Linked DNA regions of Homo sapiens: region 2 is linked to region 1. The links are chromatin contacts, found by Hi-C or POLR2A ChIA-PET in ENCODE. All regions are on one chromosome and are shown on one strand. Each heading gives the region's core, a stretch centred on a gene start or an enhancer-like site at or near the end of the contact. The rest is flanking DNA. Distances are from core to core; before and after follow the strand shown.

The links. Hi-C counts contacts between places; a loop is a spot of excess contacts on that map. ChIA-PET counts read pairs that join two places held with the same protein, here RNA polymerase II (POLR2A). Pooled maps may share reads with other maps.
Region 2: a loop to region 1 is called in a map with no recorded cell type, with 9 times the contacts of the local background. The contact joins the enhancer-like site here to the promoter of SLC16A9 in region 1. A Hi-C loop is called at or near these places in 1 of 168 maps with a recorded cell type or tissue (prostate gland), 3 of 37 single-sample maps with no recorded cell type and 7 of 50 pooled maps. POLR2A ChIA-PET finds 5 or more read pairs at or near these places in 1 of 52 experiments (WTC11).

What each region holds. Positions count from the first base shown.
Region 1 is chr10:59,705,981-59,712,542 of GRCh38, reverse strand. SLC16A9 (solute carrier family 16 member 9) reads left to right here and starts at 2,693. Exons shown (of 6, transcript NM_194298.3): 1 at 2,693-3,064. RefSeq lists silencers at 2,351-2,620, 2,851-2,920, 3,061-3,120 and an enhancer at 3,351-3,550.
Region 2 is chr10:59,878,238-59,884,799 of GRCh38, reverse strand. The region is part of intron 1 of CCDC6 (coiled-coil domain containing 6); the gene reads left to right. Among named protein-coding and RNA genes, the nearest start is that of CCDC6, 25 kb to the left of the region's middle. RefSeq lists enhancers at 3,337-3,486, 3,717-3,766. Within about 2 kb of position 2,964, at least 2 of the 41 ENCODE cell types and tissues checked have a DNase peak (open chromatin) inside an H3K27ac peak, as active enhancers do.

The DNA.
Region 1 (6,562 bases), core at 1,444-3,943:
CTCTATATCAACTTTTCTTTAAAAGCATTTCTCAGGTTCCTTTTCTTCCAAAGCCGGGTTCATTTAAATCTGGCTTATGTAATAGCCTGCCTTTTTCCATCTTGTTGAAACTATTTCTGAGCCTGGAGAGTGACCCAAAGGGCAGATGCTGGCCAGAGCTGTAAAGCCAGCAATATCTAACTTATCTGATTCTCGCTTGGCAAGCACAGCTTGCATTTTTTTTTTGTCACTGGATGGAAAAAAGTGGGGGCATAGAGGGGTGGTTTTAGCTTTGTCTCTGCTGACTTATCTGCCTCCCTCACCCCCAGGGTGATCTGGAGCACATCTTGAGCTTCTCCCGGTCAAATTCCATTTGGAAGTAAAGTGTCAGGACTCAACTAGATTTCTGAGTTCTTTTACATGTCTTAATGCTCCCCTGCAGATGATGGGGGCAATTTTCACATTCCAGCCTGGCAGCAGTCCCCTTAGCCAAGTGTCTACTGCCCCAGGGCAAGATTCTAGCTCTCTGATTCCTCCAAGCTCCCTTCTAGCCACTTCATTCATTACATTAGAAGCCTGGCCCTGCAGCCATCTGAGTTTATGACCCCTGAGAACCAGTCTTTCTCTCTAAAGCTGGGAGCATGCCTGTGTGTGAGCACAAGCTCATTTTTGGTTCTTAGTTGATAGGCAAGGGCTGGCCTGAGTAGAAATGGAAGTGCTGGCTATATACTCTTCTAAAAGAAATCTGGGAAAACTTGGTGCAAGTGATAACAGGCATGTGTCAATTTCAGAAACCAGTTGGTGGATGTAGAATATTTTCCAGGCACAATTTCCTTGTCCCCAAAACATAAGTTCATATACATTGATTGGTTTGAGCAACAATCAAGATAACATGTGCTCTGGTGCTTAGGAAGTATTTGAATCAAAGACAGACTTTCTAAAATTACCTTTCATTGGCTGGGTGCGGTGGCTCACACCTGTAATCTCAGCACTTTGGAGGCCAAGGCGGTGGATCACTTGAGGTTAGGCGTTCAAGACCAGGCCAACGTGGTGAAACCCCATATCCACTAAAAATACAAAAATTAGCCAGGTATAGTGCTGCGTGCCTGTAATCCCAGCTACTCAGGAGGCTGAGGCAGGAGAATTGCTTGAACCCTGGGAGATGGAGGTTGCAATGAGCTGAGATCACGCCGCTGCACTCCAGCCTGGGCAACAGAGCAAGACTCCATCTCAAAAAAACTATTTTATTGAAACATAGAGAAAAGAACACAAATTATCAGTGTATAGGTCAACGCATTACCACAAAGTGAACGCACTTGAGTAACCATAAACCAGGTAAAAAAATACAGCCTAAGAATCCCCTATTGTGTTCCCTTGCCTCTTTAGAAGTAAGTTTTTTATGGTGTTGACAGTACAGTTTCTCCATTTTTCCTTCCAGAACTTATTCTTGGGACCATGTTGCTCTCATTCTCACTGTTACTTTTCCCCTCTTCTCTTTTTCCTTCTTAGAACAAAACAAAATACTATTGACTAGCAGTGGTCATTCTCTTCACTCTAACCTGAAAGTCAATAAATTGAGTAGAAAGGACTGATGGGGGCCAAAAGGGCTGAACCTCCACCACATTTGTGCTGTAAGAAAACATGACATGGTTGCCTAGGCTCCACAGGTTTTTTAAACTCTCATCTCACACAAACTCCATGATACAGGCAAGATTCTTGTAATTTCATAGACAAGGAAACAGAGGCTCAGCAGCTTGATCAGCACTTCTGAAACCAACCCTTTGCCAGGTGTAGAGTCTTCGTCTAGGCCAGGACCTGTCACTTCAGTGTATAAAGGAAGTTCTCATCAAGGTGGTTGATGGCCGCAGTCCCCTTTAAGAAGTAGAAAGTGTGGTGCGGCTTCCCAGAAAAAACACAGAGGAACACAAAAAGTGCATATCACTTTGGAGGTTTCCCACGGCCGGCGAACCACTGGTACCTATGGACAGCCCCCAGCTGCTGCAGTGACTGAGGGATAAAACAGCCATCCATCTCTGCGCGCAAGCCCATTACCAAAGATAGTATTGCCAATGGTAGTATTGTTAGTGCAGTTCAACTGCAGGACAGACTGAACGTCCTTAGAAGCAGCCTGTGTGTGTGTGTGTGTGTGTGTGTGTGTGTGTGTGTGTGTGTGTGTGTGCACCGCAGGACGCCCTCCTTTCCCGCGGAGCTGTCACAAAGGACTGTACTTGGCATCCTCACTCCTCACTTCCCAGGATCACGGACTCCACAAAGTTCTGGTGCCCGTTTCTCCGGGACCACTGCCAGCTGAGCATACAGCTCCGGCCAGGAGGGCGCCAGCGGCCCCGGGAGCCAGGGAGACCAAGGAACACTCGCATTCATTTGTACACCCCGGCTCCCCCCAAACGCGCACGGCCCTTGGCGGGCTTGGCCAGGGCACGTGGTGGGCGGCGGGGGCACAGCGGCGCCTGGGGACGCGCGTGTGTGCGCACCGAGAGGGCGCCTGGCCGACGGCGCCCACCTCTCTCGTGGCTTTGGTGGCTCCAGGCCTGGTAGGGCCGGGGCCGCGGCTCGGGCAGTGCCCTCCCTACTCCTGGCCGGGCCGGGAGCAGCGGGAGCAGGCGCAGCGCCCCTACCGCCCGCTTTTCCGCCTCCATCTCCTCCGCCTCCTCCTCCTCCTTCCCCCAACCACCCGCGCAGTCACAACCGGTTCAGACTGGCCGGGGTGCCCCGCAAAGAGAGACAAGGGAGAAAAAGACAGCAGGGAAAACCCCGGGGAGGAGAAGGCGAAAGAGAAGGTGGAGCTCAGAGAAGGGGGCCGGCTCCCCAGCTCCATGTGGCCGCCGCCGCTGCGGGTCTGTGGGGGCAGAGGGCGGCGGCTCCCGGGGCAGCGCGTAGCGGGACCGATTGCCTAATACTCCGGCAGGGGCCGGGGCCGCAGCTGGCTCGGATAAATAGCCGCCCGGCTGGCCCGGAGCTGCAGGGGAGAGCGGCGGCCGCGATCCCCACCACACCACCAGCCCGGCCGCACGGGGCACTGAGCCGGGTGCTGAGCACCGGAGGCCCCGCCGAGGCCGGGACTCAGGTAAAGGGCTGGAGCTTGCGGGGAGGGTTCCAAAGGTGGGCAGCAGCCCCTGCTGCCCAGCGTCCTAGAGGCAAGAAGTAACTCCGACTCGGAGCAGTAGGAGGGGGCGGTGGAGCAGCATGGAACCGGGCTTTTGTCTGGGGTGTGTGCCGGGGGCTTCGAGTGTCCACGGTGCGCCCGCCCCTCGCCGCCCCCTTTTTGATGGGGTGCTTCTACAAAGTGGGCAAGTTTTCCCGGGAATCCGAAGGCGGCATTTTGTACGGAGTTGAAAGAGAGGGAGGGGGTCCTGGGGGTGGTACGGTGGCCCCCCAGAGAGCTGCCTCTGGACTCCAGAGAGCTTCCAGGGTTGCTGGTGGAAGAGCAGGGAGAGGTGCATGTGATGCAGGTGGGCCTCCATTTCCCAGAGGACCGAAAGGCCTCCAACTGCCTTGGTCCGGAGCGCGAGCAACCAGGTGCCCCCGGAGGGTTGGGAATGGGGCGCCGCGGGTACTCCTGACCTACGTGGAGCGCAGCGCGCAGGGCCGGCGGATTCTGCACGTTGGCGCCAGGTTCAGCACCACCCGGCAGCCCTGGGCGAGCGCGGGAGCCCAGCCTTCGCCACCGCCGCAGGAGGCACCGGCACCGCGCCCACCTGGACCCTCAGCCAGCACTTGGGAGGACTTGGTGCTTAATGCCCCATCTTTGGTTCGCCCTAGGTAACCTGCTCTGGCTTCAGCAGCGCCCAGAGGCTTTCCAGAGAGCTGATAACCACGAACAAACTTGGCTGTCAAAAGCAAATCAATGCTTTACCTTGTTTTCTGGGTGCCTAGTCTATCCAACACAAACTATCCCCGAAGTTTAGTCAGGATTTACGCTAAATATATTACTTATATAGTAAGTTATTCGATATAACATTTTTGGTCAATTTTCTAGGCTACAGTTTTGATGTGTTTTTTAAAAATCTTGAATTAACTGAATAACAGTTCATATTGAAGGTGGATTCTCCCATTCCCTGCACCCAGGATTTTCCGTTGTTCCATCAAATTCTGTAAATCGGTATGCCCTAACAGTTTCTTATATTTGAGTTGGCTTCAGCTTCGAGAAATTCTTCAGGCAGGTTTAGGCAGAGGGCTGAGGAAGCTAGAGAAGATTCCGAAGAGAAAGGATGATTATTTGTTGCATGATTATAGCTTCTTTTAAAACTTCTAATAGGAAAACCCTTCCACTTTCCTGGACCAAATGCAGAGTAAAGTCATTTTCTATTATCTGTTGCAATAATTAATAATAAATATGTAAATGCAGAAAACATGGTTAGTACCCATATCATTGCCAGAAACCAGTCCCGCTCTCCCTCCACCATCAAAAAAAAGTCCTCGCAAGTAGGAATTAGATAAAATAATTTAACCTGCAATTTTGCAACAACTCAGACTTTCAGCACCACCGACCCCCTAATAACATCCCTACTGGTTTCTTCCATTTTTTGTGTAGGCAAGTGGAATAACAGGTATCCTTCATATCCATAGGAAGAGCATTGGGAGGAGCCAAAGATATGGGGAGGTAGATCAAGACATTAGGAAATCTTTTCTGGCTTCTGACTTTGAGTCTGAAAAGGTGGTGTGAATTGGTTGGTGTCTGAATCTTTATCAGGACACATTATGGTGGTCTGGGGTGGATCTGGCCATGCAACTCAAGCTAGAGGATGACAACTACAGAGATGTGGTCACATTTTCAAGTTTTACTTCCTTACCTCAATCTTTCAAACCCCTAATTAATTAGGTAATAAAAATTGTATATATTTATGATGCACACAACACAGTATTTTGAAACAGTAATACATTGTAGAATGGCCCAACCAACATAATTAACCTATATGTATTACGTCACATTTTTATCTTTTGTTTTTTTTTTTTTTTTGGTGTGGTGAGAACACTTCAAATCTACCATCTTAACAATTTTCAAAATTGTGACTATAGTGACTATAGTCACTATGTTGCACAATAGATCTCTTAAACTTATTGCTCCTATCTAACTGAAATTTTGTATCCTTTGACAAACATCTCTTCACCCCAACCCTACCTACTGGTAACCAGGGTTCTACTCTATTCTCTGAGTTCAACAATTTTAGATTCAAGTCTCCCTTCCCTTCCCTTCCCCTCCCTTCCCCTCCCTTCCCTTCCCTTCCCTTCCCTTCCCTTCCCTTCCCTTCCCTTCCCTTCCCTTCCCTCCTCTCCCCTCCCCTCCTCTGCCCTCCCCTCTTTTCCTTCCCTCTTTTCTTCTCTCTCTTCTCTCTCTCTCTTTCTTCTCACTGCAGCCTCGACTTCACCAGGCTCAGGTGATCCTCGCACCTCAGCCTCCCGAGTAGCTGGGACTACAAGCGTGTGCCACCACACCCAGGTAATTTCTGTGTTTTTGTAGAGATGGGGTTTCGCCATGGTTCCCAAGCTGGATTACAGGCATGAGCCACTGTGCCCAGCTGACTTCCCTTTTTTTTTTTTTTTTTGAGATGGAGTTTCACTCTTTTTTTTGAGATGGAGTTTTGCTGTTGTCACCCAGGCTGGAGTGCAGTGGCTCAATCTTGGCTTACTGCAACCTCTGCCTCCCGGGTTCAAGCAGTTCTTCTGCCTCAGCCTCCCGAGTAGCTGGCATTACAGGTGCGTGCCACCATGCCTGGCTAATTTTTTGTATCTTTAGTAGAGATGGGGTTTCACCATGTTGGCCAGGCTGGTCTCGAACTTCTGACCTCAGGTGATCAACCCGCCTCAGCCTCCCAAAGTGCTGGGATTACAGGCGTGAGCCACCACGCCTGACTGATTTCCTTCTTTTTCAAGTCTGAATTAGTCTCCTATTGTGTGTGTGTGTGTGTGTGTGTATCACATTTCTTCATCCATTCATCCACTTATAGACATTTAGGTTGATTCCATATCTTGGCTATGGTGAATAATGCTGCAAGGAACATGGAAGTGCAGCTATCTCTTCAATATAATGCTTTCCTTTGGGTATATAGTGAGATTGCTGGATCATATGGTAGTTCCATTTTTAATTTTTCTGAGGAACCACTGTATTGTTTTCCATCATGGCTTTCCAAGATAGTATCACTTAATGACTTCAATTTTAATTAATGATTGCAAAAATGTATGTATTTTGAGCTACTTAGCCTTTTCTTCTGGAGGTTCTTGGCAGACACCAAAGTAACCCTTATGGATGATGAGACTGAACTATAACAAAACACCAAGTTCAAAAAAAAGAACACATGGTCCCTGCCTCCAAATGTTTAGTGAGAAAAATAGATTTACAAATATCTGCATTACAAGATAGTATAAATGGAGTCATAGGGTAGAACATCAATAGTGTGCTACTGAATGACAAAGGAAAGGAGAGGTTCATTCAAGGCTAAGTGTGAAGAAAAGTTGTGGGGTGGGTGTAGCAATTTAGGAAGAGGATTTCCTTGATGGAAAAGAGGCCTGCTGGAACAAGAGAATAGCACAGAGATAAGGAAGTCTAGTGTGTTTATAGGAAGCA
Region 2 (6,562 bases), core at 1,715-4,214, 170 kb before region 1:
GACCCACTGCACCGGGCCACCTTATGCCCTAAGTGTTTTTCTGGATACATATTATGCAAATACAAGTGTGTGCCTATATTGTCCTCTTAAAAGGATACCCAGCGATGGGAGCACATTGTACATGCTGTTCTATATCTTGATTTTTTTTTTCTACTTTACACATCTCATGAGTTTTATCCCCAGCACTGGGTATAGAATTGCCCCATTCTTTTCAAGGGCTTGCTGTAAAGTATTCTGGGAACTGGGCGCACTCTCTTTAACTCTTCCTCTGTTGATTGTTTTCAGTCTCCTTCTTTCTATAAAGCAAGTTAAAGGAAACATTCTTTTAACAATGTTTTTAACAAGTCTTAGCAATGGTTTTTATTATCTGTAGGATAATCTAGGAGTAGAGTTGCCAGTTTTTAGAGTATGTGCTTTTGAAATTTTGTTTGTATTCACTTGGGCAGCAGTAAGTCATCTTTTGCTTATTGTCGTCGCTGTCTCGACCTGAAATCCTTTCTTTTTATATTCTTGCCTTCTTTTTTTGGTCCTGTAGCAGGGAACATCTTATTTTTTTGTTTGTTTTGAAGGGGTTGCTTTTACTTAGAACAAATTGCCATGTTACTTACCTTTATTTTTTTCCTGAAACTTAGTCAACTTTCTTAACATTAAACTCCTCTTTTGCTTAATTGGCTTAGAAGTAAGTGAGAGAACAGAGATAATATGGCTTTTAGTACCAAATGCTTCTCTTAGTAAGAATCTACAGATTGGTTGATGTTAGGAGTTTAAAACTGTTTTTGGAGCCCATTAAAGACATGTCTCCTGTTTGTATGGGTCACTCTCTCAAGTCACATAAGAAGGTGGTGGTCTTTGTAAAAATGCTAGAAAATGTTGGGAAATTTGTTCAAAGTTTGAGGCTTTCTGTCAAACTTGAGGGTTTTGAACTCTGACAACAATACATTAAACTTTATCCAGTTTATACTGCATACAGAGTTTCTTAAAGCAGGCTCTACCCTGATCACCATCAGTATATGTGATAGGGATCTTAGCCCTCTGTTCTCAAATATAGTTTAGGGAGTTTTAGAGGAAAGTGTGTTTCCTCATTAAATAATCAGTTGAGTTGACTCCAATTTGTGTACGTGAAACCAACAAAAAGAATATAAACTTTTAATATTATGGTCCAGTTGGATAGGATTTATAATTTTGAGTAACCTTCCAGTAAAACTTTGTGATTCATTAAGTTTTTCCCTGTCATCAGCCTGTGCTGACATAAGTTCAGCTGATAGAATTGAAAAGAGCAAAGAGAAGAAAAAGTCTAGACTTCTAAATACAGTGCGAGAGGGAGATGATGGCTGCCATGAATGGTATTAGCATTGCTTCTTGTATCAAGTGTGACAGTTGGCTCATCAGGGACATCGGAGTACGTCTTAGTTTTTGATTCTGCAATACCTTTGCAAGGTATTGATACCATCATTTCACTTGGAGGTCATAAAAGGGAGAGTTTATTTCCTTTCCTTGTTCCCTGTCCCATAGCTTCCAGTATCACATTTCACTCATTGCTATACTTTAGTCCTTTTCGTAACTGACAGTGTTGTCTGCTTATTGCAAAGACACATGGTATTTAACTCAAAGACTAAGACTCAGAGTCCATTGATGGAACAGAGACTGGAGAGACCACAGTGGGCAATGGACCCAGTTGATAGGACCCTTCCAAGTCCCTGGGACTCACTGTGTTTCGGGGGTACGAATATATCATTTTTTTCTTTTTCCTACTGAATTAAACCTTTTTTTTTCAGTTAAAGTCGATCAATACGGTAAACACCCTTACACCCCTCACCTAATTTTACTAATTTTTTTTTTTGAGGCAGAGTCTTGCTCTGTCGCCCAGGCTGGAGTGCAGTGGCGCGATCTCTGCTCACTGCAACCTCCGCCTCCCGGGTTCAAGCGATTCTCCTGCCTCAGCCTGCTGAGTAGCTGGGATTACAGGTGCGCGCCACCACGCCCGGCTAATTTTTTGTGTTTTTACTAGAGGCGGGGTTTCACTGTGTTACCCAGAATGGTCTCGATCTCCTAACCTCATAATCCGCCTGCCTCGGCCTCCCAAACTGTTGGGATTACAGGCGTGAGCCACTGCTCCTGGCCAGTTTCACTAATGTTTAAGGTTACCACTTCCATGTCACCACTTCTCCCTGGCTTTCCTTCTCCCGCCGGCTTTCCTTTCCTTCTCCCCGCGGCTTTCCTTTCCTTCTCCCCGCGGCTTTCCTTTCCTTCTCCCCGCGGCTTTCCTTTCCTTCTCCCCCTGGCTTTCCTTTCCTTCTCCCCCCGGCTTTCCTTTCCTTCTCCCCCTGGCTTTCCTTTCCTTCTCCCGCCGGCTTTCCTTTCCTTCTCCCCCTGGCTTTCCTTTCCTTCTCCCCCTGGCTTTCCTTTCCTTCTCCCCGCGGCTTTCCTTTCCTTCTCCCCGCGGCTTTCCTTTCCTTCTCCCGCCGGCTTTCCTTTCCTTCTCCCCCCGGCTTTCCTTTCCATTCTCCCGCCGAGCATTACCTTTCCATTCATCCCCCCGGCTTTACCTTTCCTTACTACCCCGGACTTTCCTTTCCTTACTCCCCGCGGCTTTACCTTTCCTTCTCCCCCCGGCATTTCATATTCCTTCATCCCGCCGGCTTTCCTTTCCTTCTCCCCGCGGCTTTCCTTTCCTTCTCCCCCCGGCTTTCCTTTCCTTCTCCCCCCGGCTTTCCTTTCCTTCTCCCCGCGGCTTTCCTTTCCTTCTCCCCCTGGCTTTCCTTTCCTTCTCCCCGCGGCTTTCCTTTCCTTCTCCCCAGCTTTCCTTCTCCCTCCCTCTCCTTCCCTCTCTGTTTCTGTTCCCTTTTGCCCAACCATCTGAAAGCAGGTTTTGGATACAAGAGCACTTCATTCCTAAGTATTCGTAAGTATTCAGTGTGCCCCTCCCAGGGACAGGAACGTGGAGTGAGGATATTTTTGAGGTTACGTCTACCCTATCACACATTGTCCCCTTCATGGGGACTCTCACAAGAAAATTGTTTTCTTTGGTCTTAATACCAAGTAGAGCTCCTCAGTTTTGGGGCAACAAAAACTGCTTAGGCAGCCAGGATGTTCAGCGAAGTTTTCAAAATGCATACTACCTGTTGATCAGCATGTGTGTAATTTCAACTTTTGGCTTCATTTGAATATTGGACTTTTTTTCTCCTCTGGCCATCCATGCCTCCTCTCCCTTTAAAATCTTACACATTTATGCAAGAACCCCCCAGTGAATTTTAGAATGAATTCATGTATTAAAAATTAGCCCAAAATGAATCTGAAATTTTAGTAGGCCCTCAGCTGATCCCTAAGAGAGGAAAGGGGCATAATTGTCTCACCTCGTTATGCCCCTTCTGGGACACCAAGATAAAGAAGGTGGAATTTCCCCCATGTGAAGCCCCAACAGTTTCTTTTTTTCTTATGAATGTGCTGCCGGGATGTTCATCTTAAAACCATTCTGAAGTCTTACAGGACACATCACACTCTGGCTCACACCCACTTCTCGGGGATTGCCCTGGACCTCTCATTCTCTGGGCTGGGGTGACTGTCAGTATCAGGGGCCCAGGAACAGTGGTGAGTGGTAGGAAGTGGTGACATCTGTGATAATACAGTGAAAACAGTAGACAAGATATTGGTTGAAGATGGCTATTATGGTGGAAGATGTGGATTTAGTCAGAAGGCACATGGCTGAGGAGACTGTTGGGACCTGCTGGGCGGGGCTGAAGGGCTTTGGTTGGGGAAGGAGGAGATAAAGGGAGTGCAGCAGGGGGTCGGGCAGACAACGCTCTGCTCTGCCAGATTATAGAAAGGTAGTCATCTCTGATCATGTCAGAACTGATCGTTCCTTCCTGAGTTGCACAGAGGTGGCACTGGGCAGAGACTGGATAGCAGGACATCAGTGGTTTGAACCACCATCCTCTGTGCACCAGGCTAAATACAAGCAGTAACTCACATAACTCTCAAAAGGAGCCTGTGAGTATAAGAGTTATCCTCATTTACAGATGGAAGATGTGTCTCAGAGAGGTTAAGGAACTGGCCTAAATAGTGGACATATGCCACTTTCAGAGCCTCAGTTAAGTGGAGGCTGCTCTGTGACATGCTACCACTTTATCTTTTCCTTTTAAAAACTTTTTTTGGAGTATAACTTATACACATATGGTAAGTGTACATTTTGATTCATTTTCACAGATTGAAGGCACATGTGTAACTTGCACCCAGATCACGAAACAGAATATTACTAATACCTGGACTCCACTGTGCCCCCTTCCGGCCATTATCCCTCCAAGGGTAGCCACTATGTGGAGTTTGAACTCTGCTTAACTGGAATTAGACAGTGTGTACTTTTTAAGTGTTTAATGTCTTTCTCCCAGCATTATGTCTGTGGGATTTATCTATATTGTTGGTCTCTTCCCGTCTGAGATTGGGTCTTAGAACCTAGAGTGTCCAGAAAAACCATTTGTTACTATAGGGCAAAACCATTTGTTACTATAGGGCTGTAAAGTCCCCTGAGTGTACAGTTGGTATTTTCAGAACTTGTAAAATTGGAAAATGTGGTCCTCTCGGTGTCATCGTGGTCTGCCATGCTTTGAGCATTAGAAGAAAAAGCTACCTGGTTTTCAGAGTTCTTGGTATAGAGGATTCTCTGTATATTAAGAAGGAAATGTCTTCGGTATTTTTTAAAGAATGGATTAAAAATATTGATGCACTCAGAGCCTCTGCCAGAGACATTTTCTCTTATAGATGTAGCATGCTTCTATGCAATAGCTAGGATCCTGAAAAGTTTATTTGCAGATGAAGTTAAATTCGGTTTTATCAAAATGTAAATGTATGAGGGAGCCTGATGGTGAAAGAAAAGGGAAATTGGTAAAATGATGAATCATTTGTGCCCTCAAAGACCTCTAGGCACATATTGAACAAGCTTGGGTTTATCGTTCATTGCATTGAGGGGAAAACACATTAAAGAGCAGAAAGGGGTGTTAGAAAGAACCTATTGGAAACTTGGGGCTTTGGTTGAGTAATATTGGGAAGGGTTGATGGAAGCAGGGAAGCAAAGGTTCTTTTTAGATTGGGTGTTTTCAGAAAGTGGGAGCGATTCTGTGATTGGGTATCTCAGTACCTTTAGGGAAGGCAGATTAGAGCCAGGCTACAGCTGTAATTAGTAAAGAAGTAGTGGTTACTCAATTTTGCCGAGATGGGATATGTTTGTATTTTGTGGGTTTCACAGTGATCTTGTTTTGTCTCACTTTGTCATCGTCTCAGAGTGACCTTGTTTGGTGTAGATGTTTAATGAGATTGCTTGTGTCCTTCCTACAGTAGAATGATGTGAGTTAGCTGTGTCAGATTAGTTTGTAATAATGAGGTCTGGCTGTGAGCATCTGATTAACTCCTGGATACTTATTTGTTTCTCAAGAAAAATTTCTAGACTCTTATTTTTCATAAATCTATAGTTTATAATATGGGTGTTCTTAAAATGGGATTGAACTTCAGTAACTTCTTATTCTTTAAGATACTAAGTAAGTGTTCTGAACAGGAAGTATATTTAGAACATTACCCTTTAGATCCTTGTTTTCAGGTTTCTTAAGTGACTGGGGTTGCCTTGTGTGGACTGCTTTTGAAGGTTTTAGGTAATCCTTGTCAAGTCATGTGGACCTTTGGCAATTGCGTAATCACACTTGACCCTTCACTCCTTACCTGTTGAATGAGGATGATCATAATAGTGACCCAAATTTCTTAATGGTCCCTTGTGAAATAATTGTTGGATCTCTCAGTGAGATGATAACTGCTAATTTATACGGTACCTGCTTCTCAAATGGATTTGAGGTGGCCAAGAAGATATCCCTTCCCTCCAAGCACACAAACTGCATCTTTTCCTTTCCTTTCCCTTATGGCTTGGCCTAAATGAATAGTCATAATTGTTAAATAATTCCTTGCCTATGAAAAAAAATTTTCTGAAAGGGGGCTCTTCATCCAAAAAAACTTCATTGGGATGCCCCATGGAGGCACTGAAATCTCTCATTATGACTCTTTTTAAGGCAGGGTGTGAGTAGAAGACTTGATACTTTGGCAAGCTGAATGTTATGATTGGTTGTGAAGGGGTAGGGGTTTGTGTGTCACATTCTGGGTCACCTTAGACTCCTGAATCTTTTCACATGGATTGGGATGTGACTTGACCAGAACATACTTTTCTAATTTTCTTGTCTAACAGGGCATTGAACCTTCTGATTTCTGGCACCCCTGTTTTGCTACATAGCCTTATCCGTAAACTGCAGCTGTGAATTCCTTCTCATTTGGTTTCATGGGATAGATTGTGAAACTGGCTGATATAAATGGCGAGTTTTCCCTTGCAGTATCCAGCCTGACAGTATTCAAGAAAGGAAAGGGAAGGAAGGTGAAGAGGAGTGCTTGGATAAATGGAATCAAAACTCAGACCAATTCAAGTAGATGAAATAAACAAGGGGGGAGCTGGAAATGCAGACATTTTGCTGTCAAGTGTAGGGCTTCTTGTGCATATTTGTAATAATGAGGTCTGGCTATGAGCATCCAATTA